Regions from separate parts of the Homo sapiens genome. Here region 2 is linked to region 1. Evidence: read pairs that join two places in POLR2A ChIA-PET (ENCODE). Cell type or tissue: GM12878. All regions are shown on one strand.

Region 1 (5,000 bases):
AATCTCAATTATGAAAGAAAAAAAAAGAAAAATAAGTAATTTTACAGGAGGCCTGAGGTGGGCTAGGGTCACTCTGTGTTCTCCTCCTAGGGCAGGGCCTCACTCTCTTCCCCTCTCAGCAGCCGACTCTCCTGTTGAGATCTTCTCTGTTGGGGATTCAACATCCCTGGGATAAGAATAACAATGCCAAGGTTTTGACTCTTGAAAGGAGCAATTAAGTTTCTCACCCCCTCCTCATTTTAGATGGGAACCATGAGGGCCCCGTCGTTTACCCCGCATCACTGTTGAAGATCTCATCCTCACTGGAAGACTCCTTGTCCTGCAGCCTCATGGCTTTTTTTTTTTTTAAGATGGAGTTTCACTCTTGTTGCCCAGGCTAGAGTGCAATGGCGTGATCTCGGCTCACCGCAACCTCTGCCTCCTGGGTTCAAGCAATTCTGCCTTAGCCTCCCAAGTAGCTGAGATTACAGGCTGCGCCACCGCGCCCGGCTAATTTTGTATTTTTAGTAGCGACGGGGTTTCTTTTTTATTTTGAGACAGAGTCTCGCTCTGTAGCCCAGGCTGGAGTGCAGTGGCACGATCTCGGCTCACGGCAAGCTCTGCCTTCCAGGTTCACACCATTCTCCTGCCTCAGCCTCCTGAGTAGCTGGGACTACAGGTGCCCGCCACCACGCCCGGCTAATTTTTTGTATTTTTAGTAGAGACGGGGTTTCACTGTGTTAGCCAGGATGGTCTCGATCTCCTGACCTCGTGATCTGCCCGCCTCGGCCTCCCAAAGTGCTGGGATTACAGGCGTGAGCCACCGTGCCCGGCAGTAGTGACAGGGTTTCACCATGTTGGTCAGGCTGGTCTCAAACTCCCAACCTCAAGTGATCCACCCGCCTCGGCCTCCCAAAGCGCTGGGATTACACGTGTAAGCCATCCCGCCTGGCCTTTCTAGTTAGAATTCTGTGAGGTTTGTATAAAAGGAATAGAGTGGGGGCCCAAAAACCAGTAAGATGAGAAAGTACTGTTTGCTCAGTTCTAGGATCCATGAAATAAATAATAAATAAATAAAAAAGAGAAAGTAGTGTTTCCTGCCACTTTAGAGGAAGGACTCACATATCCTACCTTCCATCAGCCTTGAAGGAGATGAGTGCCCTCTCCAACACCTGGTGGCCTTCCCTACCCCTTCCCCAAAGCCTCCAAGAAGGCCCCTGGCCTAGCCTGATGCCCACTATCAGCAGGAACAGGCACGACAAACTTTCCCCTTCCTATCCCTCCCCACCTCTGGAAAGGGCTGGGGACAGCAGATGTGTCCTTGTTAGTTCCATCCATTTCAGCTTTGGCTGGGGAGCTAATTTCACTGGAGCCAGGATAAGCATTAGGGTAAGTAACTATTTTTCCTGTCTTGGGCAGTTTCCTCACTGACAAATGAGGGCAGAGTTCTAAGCTCTCTTCTAATTCTAAAATTCTAATGTAAAAATTGCCAGACTAGTGGTGGCGCAAGCCTGTAATCCCAGATACTCAGGAGGCTTAGGCAGGAGAATCGCTTGAACCCAGGAGGCGGAGGTTGCGGTGAGCTGAGATCGCGCCATTGTACTCCAGCCTGGCAACAAGAGGGAACTCCATCTCAAAAAAAAAAAAAATCACCAGACTAATATTTACCTTGAGTGTTATGCGCATCCATGTGAAGAGACCACCAAACAGGCTTTGTGTGAGCAATAGTTTTTTAATCACCTGGAGTCAGCAAAAGGAGATGGGGTGGGGCAGTTTTATAGGATTTGGGTAGGTAGTGGAAAAATTACAGTTAACGTGCGTTTTCTCTTGTGGGCAGGGGTGGGGGTAACAAGGTGCTTGGTGAGGAGCTCCTGAGACTCATTGTCCAGGAGAAGGAATGTCACAAGATCAATTGATCAGTTAGGGTGGAGCAGGAACAAATCACAATGGTGGAATGTCATCAGTTAAGGCAGGAACTGGCTATTTCACGTTTATGGTTCTTCAGTTGCTTCAGGCCATCTGGATGTATATGTGCAGGTCACAGGGTTATGATGGCTTAGCTTGGGCTCAGGGGCCTGACATTGAGGATTCTTTTTTATCTTCCTCTGATGCTCTTCTATAAGAATGACTCTGTTTTGGAAGAAAACGCAATTAAGATTTTCCATCACAACAACCACTATCTCCAAATCTGTATTCATTCCTTTTAATTCATTATAAGTCTCATCTACCTAATGAGATAACTTTTTTGAAGACAGGAATTGTATGCTGTTTAACAGTGCTTTGTTTCTTCCATAGTTCAGTCATCCTTGATATTTTGCGGGGGACTGGTTCTAGGATACTGCCCCCACACACCAGAATCTGTGAACGCTCAATCCCTTACATATAATGGTGCAGTATTTGAATATAACCAACACACATCCCCCCGCCACCACCCAATTAACTTTTTTACTTTTTTTCCCCCCCGAGACAGAGTCTTGCCCTGTCGCCCAGGCTGGAGTGCAGTGGCACGATCTCGGCTCACTGCAAGCTCTGCCTCCTAGGTTCATGCCATTCTCCTGCCTCAGCCTCCCGAGTAGCTGGGATTACAGGTGCCCGCCACCACACCGGGCTAGTTTTTTTTTTTTTTTTTTTCTTTGTATTTTTAGTAGAGATGGGGTTTCACCATGTTAGCGGGTGGACCTTGTGATCCGCCCACCTTGGCCTCCCAAAGTGCTGGGATTACAGGTGTGAGCCACCATGCCCAGCCAATTTTTGTATTTTTAGTAGAGACGGGGTTTCACCATGTTGGCCAGGCTGGTCTCGAACACCTGACATCAAGTGATCCGCCCACCTTGGCCTCCCAAAGTGCTAGGATTACAGGCATGAGCCACCGCACCCAGCCTCAGACTAAACTATAATAAAAGAGAAAGCAGAGAGAGTAAGAGCACCTCATATGGAATCACCTACATTTCAGAAGCTGGAAAGAAAGAGAGTGGTCTACTTGATGATATGAAGCATGATCAATCAGTATCAATACTAGCTTTAGGGTGAAGGCATAGCCAAATTGGAAACTGTGGACAAATTTCAGAAACTGCACCAAAACTTACAAACCTCAAATCCTAGTTTTCTTCCTTTCTCTTTGGCCACTACCCTCAGTTTCTTTTTTTTGTTTTTGAGACGGAGTCTTGCTCTGTCGCACAGCCTGGAGTGCAGTGGCATGATCTCAGCTCACTGCATCCTCCGCCTCCTGGGTTCAAGCAATTCTCCTGCCTCAACCACCCGAGTAGCTGGGATTACAGGAACCCACCACCGTGCCTAGCTAATTTTTGTGTTTTTAATAGAGACGGGGTTTCACCATCTTGGCCAGGCAGGTCTCAAACTCCTGACCTCAGGTGATCCACCCACCTCAAGCCTCCCAAAGTGCTGGGATTATAGGCATGAGCCACCATGTCCGGCAAGTTTCTTTTTACTTAATTTGTATTTATTTATTTATTTGAGACCGGGTCTTGCCCTGTTGCCCTGGCTAGAGTGTAGTGGCGTGATCATGGGTCACTGCAGCCTGAACCTCCTGGGCTCAAGCAATCCTCCCACCTTAGCTTCCTGAGTAGCTGGGACTACGGGCTGTCACTACTACACCTGGCTAAATGTTGTATTTTTAGTAGAGACAGGGTTTCATCATGTTGGCCAGGCTGGTCTCGAACTCCTGGCCTCAAGTGATATGCTTGTCAAAGTGCTGGGATTACAGGTGTGAGCCACTAGGCCCAGCCTCAGTTTCTTTTATGGACTCACTTACCTCTGCAGATTGGCTCAAATGTCATTATTCTCAGGCTTCTCTCCTGTTTACAGGTGTCCTGGGCCATCCAGTCCAGTCTCATGATATTTGCCACCCAATGTGCTCATGTTTCCCAAACCAGCATCTCTTCTCTAGACCCATCCTCTAATTAGCTGTTTCTCAAGCAACCTTTTGACTGTTGTTTCTTTTTACTTCCCTGGTACCAGGGATAAAAGTCCCCTGAATTCAAACATGAATATTCACCTCACCCAGTCCTCTGGGAGGTCCATAAGTCCCTGTTTTGGGAAGAATGAAGCTGAGCTCTAGCTAAAAAAAAACAACTCCATTTGGGGATCTAAAAATTTTGCAGCTTGGAAGTGCAAAAAAAATGTGCAGCTTTGCACAGTGAGTCAGGGTGACCAAGTTCTCCTAGTTTGCCAAAGAGTCTCTCAGTTTTAGTACTAAAAGTCCTAAATCCCAGGAAACCTCTCGGTTCCAGGCAAACCAAGTGGTTTGGTCAACCTGACAGGGAGGTGTCCTTTATGAGGTATGGCAAGAGTGAAGGCTTGGCAAAGGGTGGCTGTGCCCATCAAACACAGACAGTTTATGAATAGTTGGGTGGGTGGGGCATATGCTTTATTCCCTAGGGCCCTCAGGGCCTTTGCAGAGGTCTGTAAGAGCTGGTGGGGGCAATGGGACAGTGAAATTCGGGTATAAGGCTAATGTGACCTCATTTAAAATCACAGGCTGGAGAGGCCCAGGGACTTTGGGTATCTATTTACATAGCCAAGATAACATCAGATTCAAATTTTATTTAGTGCTTTTTGTATCTATGACTGTCAAACATTGTCACAGTTTAACAGCTACATAATACTCCATCAAAAGGATATTATATGAAGTGTGGTGGCTCACACCTGTAATCCCCACATTTTTGGGAGGCCAAGGCAGATGAATCACTTGAGGTTAGGTGTTTGAGACCAGCCTGGCCAACATAACAAGACCACATCTCTACTAAAAATACAAAAATGAGCCACATGTGGTGGCGCATGCCTATATTCCTAGCTCTGGGACTCTGTCTCAAAAAAAACAAAAACAAAAACAAAAAAACCAAAAGAGGATTTTCAGTGTGTTCCAGAAATGTTCCTATTATAAATACATCTTTGTGCTAAAAGTTTTTTTTCCCTATATGTAAGATTTGTTTCAGGCTAGATGCAGTGGCTCATGCCTGTAATCCCAACATTTTGGGAGGCCAAGGTAGAAGGATTGCTTG
Region 2 (5,000 bases), 1.2 Mb before region 1:
AAACTTAAGTGATCCAGAAAATCTCTCCTGATCAGTGGTTTTTAACCTTTTTGGGGGTTATCTACCTCCCCTTTTGAAACTCAAGTGAAAACTATTTCCAAGCACCATCTAAAGAAGAAAGGAGTTACACAGATAAAGCATAATAACTGCGAGGTCTAGAAAGATATCTAGAACTTTTGGCCGGGGAGGTGGCTCACGCCTGTAATCCCAGCACTTTGGGAGGCCAAGGCGGGCAGATCACCTGAGGTCGGGAGTACGAGACCAGCCTGACCAACATGCAGAAACCCCGTCTCTACTAAAAAAAAAAAAAACAAAATTAGCCATGCGTGGCAGCACATGCCTGTAATCCCAGCTACTCGGGAGGCTGAGGCAGGACAATTGTTTGAACCTGGGAGGCGGAGGTTGCAGTGAGCCGAGATCACGCCACTGCACTCCAGCCTGGGCAACAAGAGCCAAACTCTCTCTCAAAAAAAAAAAAGGCCTGGCGCGGTGGCTCACGCCTGTAATCCCAGCACTTTGGGAGGCTGAGGCGGGCAGATCAGGAGGTCAGGAGTTTGAGACCAGCCTGACCAACATGGTGAAACCCCATCTCTACTAAAAATACAAAAATTAGCTGGGCGTGGTGGCGCATGCCTATAATCCCAGCTACTCAGGAGGTTGAGGCAGGAGAATCGCTTGAACCCGGGAGGCAGAGGTTGCAGTGAGCCGAGATTATGCCACTGTACTCCAGCCTGGGTGACAGAGTGAAACTCCATCTCAAAAAACAAACAACAACAACAAAAAACAAAAACAAAAAACAAAACTACAAAACTTAGCCAGGTGTGATGGCATGCGCCTGTAATCCCAGGGTGGCTGAGGCAGGATAATCGTTTGAACCCGGGAGGCGGAGGTTGCAGTTAGCCACTGTGCTCCAGCCTGGGTGACAGAGTGAGACTAGGCCTCAAAAAAAAAAAAAAAAAAAAAAAAAAGATTATCCAAACCTAATATTTAATTCCAGCGGGCTTTCCCTTTATTAAGAAGTACACTATTAGACCAGTGCTTTACATCAACAATAGAAACAAACTCAAGTGGCACACTCATTTTACCTTTTATCATAGGGCCAAATATAATTAAGAAAATAAGTACCTTAGCACAAAACATTTTTAAGAGGAAAAGTCAGAAGCCTAATTTAAGTGATAATTTACTATTCTAGAGCTTTTGTGCCATACTACTCCTCTTAATTATCACACACACACACGAATGGGAATTTTGCGACAAAGAGCAGATGAGATTATCTCATGGTTGTACTGTACCTTCCGAAAATCTCGCTTCTCAAAATCTGTTTCTGCTATTTTCTCATATTCCATGACTGCATTAGCATTCTTGAACTGCACCGGAAAATCAGACATAGGAAAGTTTTAATGAAGCTGTAGATTAAACAACCACAAAAAAATTAACAAGGCCTTGATGAATTTGAATTCAGTAAATATACCACACTGCCTCTTTTGATAGAGATAGGGTCGAATGCATACCTCCTGTTGTGAATGGCCATTTTTATGATCCAGTTCTAGGGCTCTCTGGCAACTGCGACAGGCTGCCATGGCATTCCCTAGAGAGAGGTGGTACTCGACCTCTCATAGAAGTCCCTAGGAGATTTTCTTTCAAGAAAATCAGAACCACAGACATTTCACAAATCAAATTGATGAAGATACAGTCAAGACTTCTTAACAGAAGGGCTAGACCCAATCTTCACCCTCAGTTTGAACTTCAAGTCAGGAACACAAGTGTTATGCTTGATATACATGAAATAAAGGCAATGCATTGCCAGGGATTGAGCATATGTTTTGAGATTCTCACTGAAATGCATCTAGGGTAAACTGTATATACAGTCATACACTCTGGTCAACAATGAACTGTATATATGGCAGTGCTCCTGTAAAATTGTAATACCGTATTTTTACTGTACCTTTTCTGTTTAGATACACAAATACCACTGTGTTATAGCTGCCTACAATATTCAGGACAGTAACACGCTATACAGGTTTTAGTCCAGAAGCCACTGCCATATAGCCTAGGTGTGTAGCAGGCTATGCCACCCAGGTTTGTGTAAGTATACTTTATGATTCTGCACAATGACAAAATCACCTAACAAAATGTATGCCTGTCATTAAGCGACACATACTATATATGGAGATGGAACTAAAACATGTTTTAGCTGCTACCAATTTAATCAAGGCTTGAATTTACTCAAATTCTTTTTTATTTTTTTGAGACAGGTTCTTGCTCTGTTGCCCGGGCTATAGTGCAGTGGTGCGATCACGGCTCAGCCTCAACCTCCTGAGCACAAGCAATCCTCCCACCTGAGCCTCCTGAGTGGCTGGGAGCACAGGTAGGTGCATGGCACCAGGCCTGGCTAATGTAAAAAATTTTTTTGTGGAGACAGGGTCTCACTAAGTCCCAAACTCTTAAATTCTTTAACCTCACTCAAATCAGTCCCTGGAAGCATTTGCCTATTCCCCAGCTATCTCAGAAACACTTCAATTTTCACAGATTTTTAAAAGCTGTCAATCATATTCAAAACTCATTTTACAGATTAGGAAGCTGAGGCTTAGAGAGGCTATGAAACTCGCCTAAAGTCACCCAGGTGTGCTGATGGCAGAAGTGAGACTAGACCTCAGTTCCGACTTTCAAGTAGCCACTCCTCCCAAATATACCATACTGCCTCTTTTGACAGAAACAGGATCAGACCCGTACCTCTTGTTGTGCCTGAGCATTTTTATGATCCAGTTCTAGGGCTCTCTGGAAGCTGCGACATGCTGCCATGGCATTCCCCAGAGAGAGGTGGCACTTGCCCTCTCGTAGATGTCCCTAAAAGAACACCAAGAGGGAAGAAAAGAAGCATGATTGGCCAAGTGGAAAGAAATCAACAGCAGCAACAGACACCCACACAAAACCAACACAGAGGCCAGGCGCGGTGACTCACACCTGTAATCCCAGCACTTTGGGAAGCTGAGGCGGGCAGATCACTCACTTGGGGTCAGGAGTTTGAGACTAGCCTGGCCAACATGACAAAACTCCGTCTCTTACTAAAAATACAAAAATTAGCCGGGTGTGGTGGCATATGCCTGTGGTCCCAGCTACTCTGGAGGCTGAGGCAGGAGAATTGCCTGAAGCCGAGATCGCGCCACTGCACTCCAGCCTGGGCGACAGAGCTAGACTCCATCTCAAAAACAAAAACAAACAAACGAACAAAACTAACACAAAATGAAAATGACTACAGCAGTAGTTCTCAACCTGGGCAATGTGCCCTCCAGGGGACATTTAGCAATGTTAAGAGACATTTTTGGTTGTTACAACTGGGCAGAGGGGGTGCTACTCATACTCAGTGATTAAAAGTCAGAGATGCTGCTAAACAACCCACAGTGCACAGTAAAGTCCCCCACAACAAAGAATAATCTGGTCCCAAATGTCAGTAGTGTCAAGGTTGAGAAATACGGGGCTAGAGAAACTCAACTGTAGCAACCCAGCCTTCCCCAAACAGCCCCATTACATACATACCCGGACAAAACTGTCATCCAACCTCACTGACTGTTGTGCATCTCCAAGAGCTTCCCGGAACCTTCCAAGCATCATCAAGGTGGCTGCTCGATTACCATAATAGCTAGCATTTTTAGGACACATATCTATAGGAAAGGCAGAAGAACGTAAAACAAAGTTTAGAACAGGTCCCTGCTTTGAAAACTTAGAGGGGGCTGGGCGCAGTGGCTCATGCCCATAATCCCAGTACTTTGGGAGGCCAAGAGGGGAGACCACTTGAGGTCAGGAGTTCAAGACCAGCCTAGTCAACATGGCACAACCCCATCTCTACTAAAATACAAAAAAAAAAAAAAAATAGCTGGGCGTGGTGGTGGGCCCCTGTAATTCCAGCTACTCAGGAGGCTGAAGCATAAGAATTGCTTGAATCTGGGAAGTGGAGGTTGCAGTGACCCAAGAGCACATCACTGCACTCCAGCCTGGGCGACAGAGGAAGACCCTGTCTCAAAAAACAAACAAACAAATAAACAAAAACTTAGAGGGCATCTCCCTCCAAACAATGTTAAGGGAATCTATCTGTAACGCTCATAAACTCTTTTTTCTTCATGGAGACAGGGTCTCACTCTGTTGCACAGGCTACAGTGCTGTGGTGCTATCTCGGCTCACTGTAACCTCTGCCTCCTGGGTTCAAGTGATTCTTGTGCCTTAGCCTCCCAAGCAGCCAAGCAGCTAGGATTACAGGCATGTGCCACCACGCCTGGCTAATTTCTGTATTTTTATTTATTTATTTGAGGCACAGTCTGGCTCTGTTGCCCACGCTGGACTGCAGTGGTATGATCTCTGCTCACTGCATCCTCCGCCTCCTGGGCTCAAACCATCTTCCTACCTCAGCCTCCTAAGTGGCTGGGACCACAGGCACACGCCACCACATCCAGCTAATTTTTGTATTTTTTGTTGAGATGGGGTTTTGCCGCGTTGGCCAGGCTGGTCTTGAACTCCTGGCCTCAAGTGATCCATCTGCCTCAGCCTCCAAAAGCGTTGGGATTACAGGAGTGAGCTATTGCACCCAGCCCTGACACACTCTCTTTAGAATGCCACAGCCAGCACAGTGGCTCACACCTATAATCTCAGCACTTTGGGAGGCCGAGGTGGGCAGATCACTTGGGGCCAGGAGTTTTGAGACCAGCCTGGCCAACATGGCAAAACGCTGTCTCTGCTAAAATACAAATAAATTAGCCAAGCATGGTGGCACACACCTGCAATCCCAGCTACTCAGGTGGCTAAGGCATGAAAATCGCTTGAAACTAGGAGGTGAAGGTTGCAATAAGCCAAGATTGTGCCACTACACTCCAGCCTGGGTGACAGTGACACTGTCTCAACAATAAATAAATAGGCTGCATCCAAATTTCTGACTGCTTGTGCAAATGGACAGCAGCAAGGATACAATCAGTTTTAAAACAAAACAAGGTACGGCTTTGAAGTGTAGT

What was found. Peaks named below come from ENCODE experiments on the same cell type or tissue, not always from the same donor. Only the 100,000 strongest peaks of a DNase experiment are listed, where the experiment ranks them.
Region 2: POLR2A ChIA-PET joins it to region 1 with 5 read pairs; 2 of 35 experiments call an interaction of 5 or more read pairs at or near these places.

Annotation. Positions count from the first base shown.
Region 1 is chr17:43,146,675-43,151,674 of GRCh38, forward strand. All of the region lies in intron 7 of NBR2 (neighbor of BRCA1 lncRNA 2), which reads left to right. LOC101929767 (a long non-coding RNA gene) reads right to left here. Exons shown (of 2, transcript NR_110868.1): 2 at 1,692-2,109. It also overlaps a transcript of BRCA1 not described here. Among named protein-coding and RNA genes, the nearest start is that of NBR1, 22 kb to the right of the region's middle. RefSeq lists an enhancer at 1-517. In GM12878, no CTCF peak of the experiment used is centred here; no DNase peak of the experiment used is centred here.
Region 2 is chr17:41,993,578-41,998,577 of GRCh38, forward strand. DNAJC7 (DnaJ heat shock protein family (Hsp40) member C7) reads right to left here. Exons shown (of 14, transcript NM_003315.4): 3 at 3,538-3,662; 4 at 2,734-2,847; 5 at 1,293-1,367. Among named protein-coding and RNA genes, the nearest start is that of DNAJC7, 21 kb to the right of the region's middle. In GM12878, no CTCF peak of the experiment used is centred here; a DNase peak (open chromatin) is centred at 2,677; H3K27ac peaks cover 1,116 bases.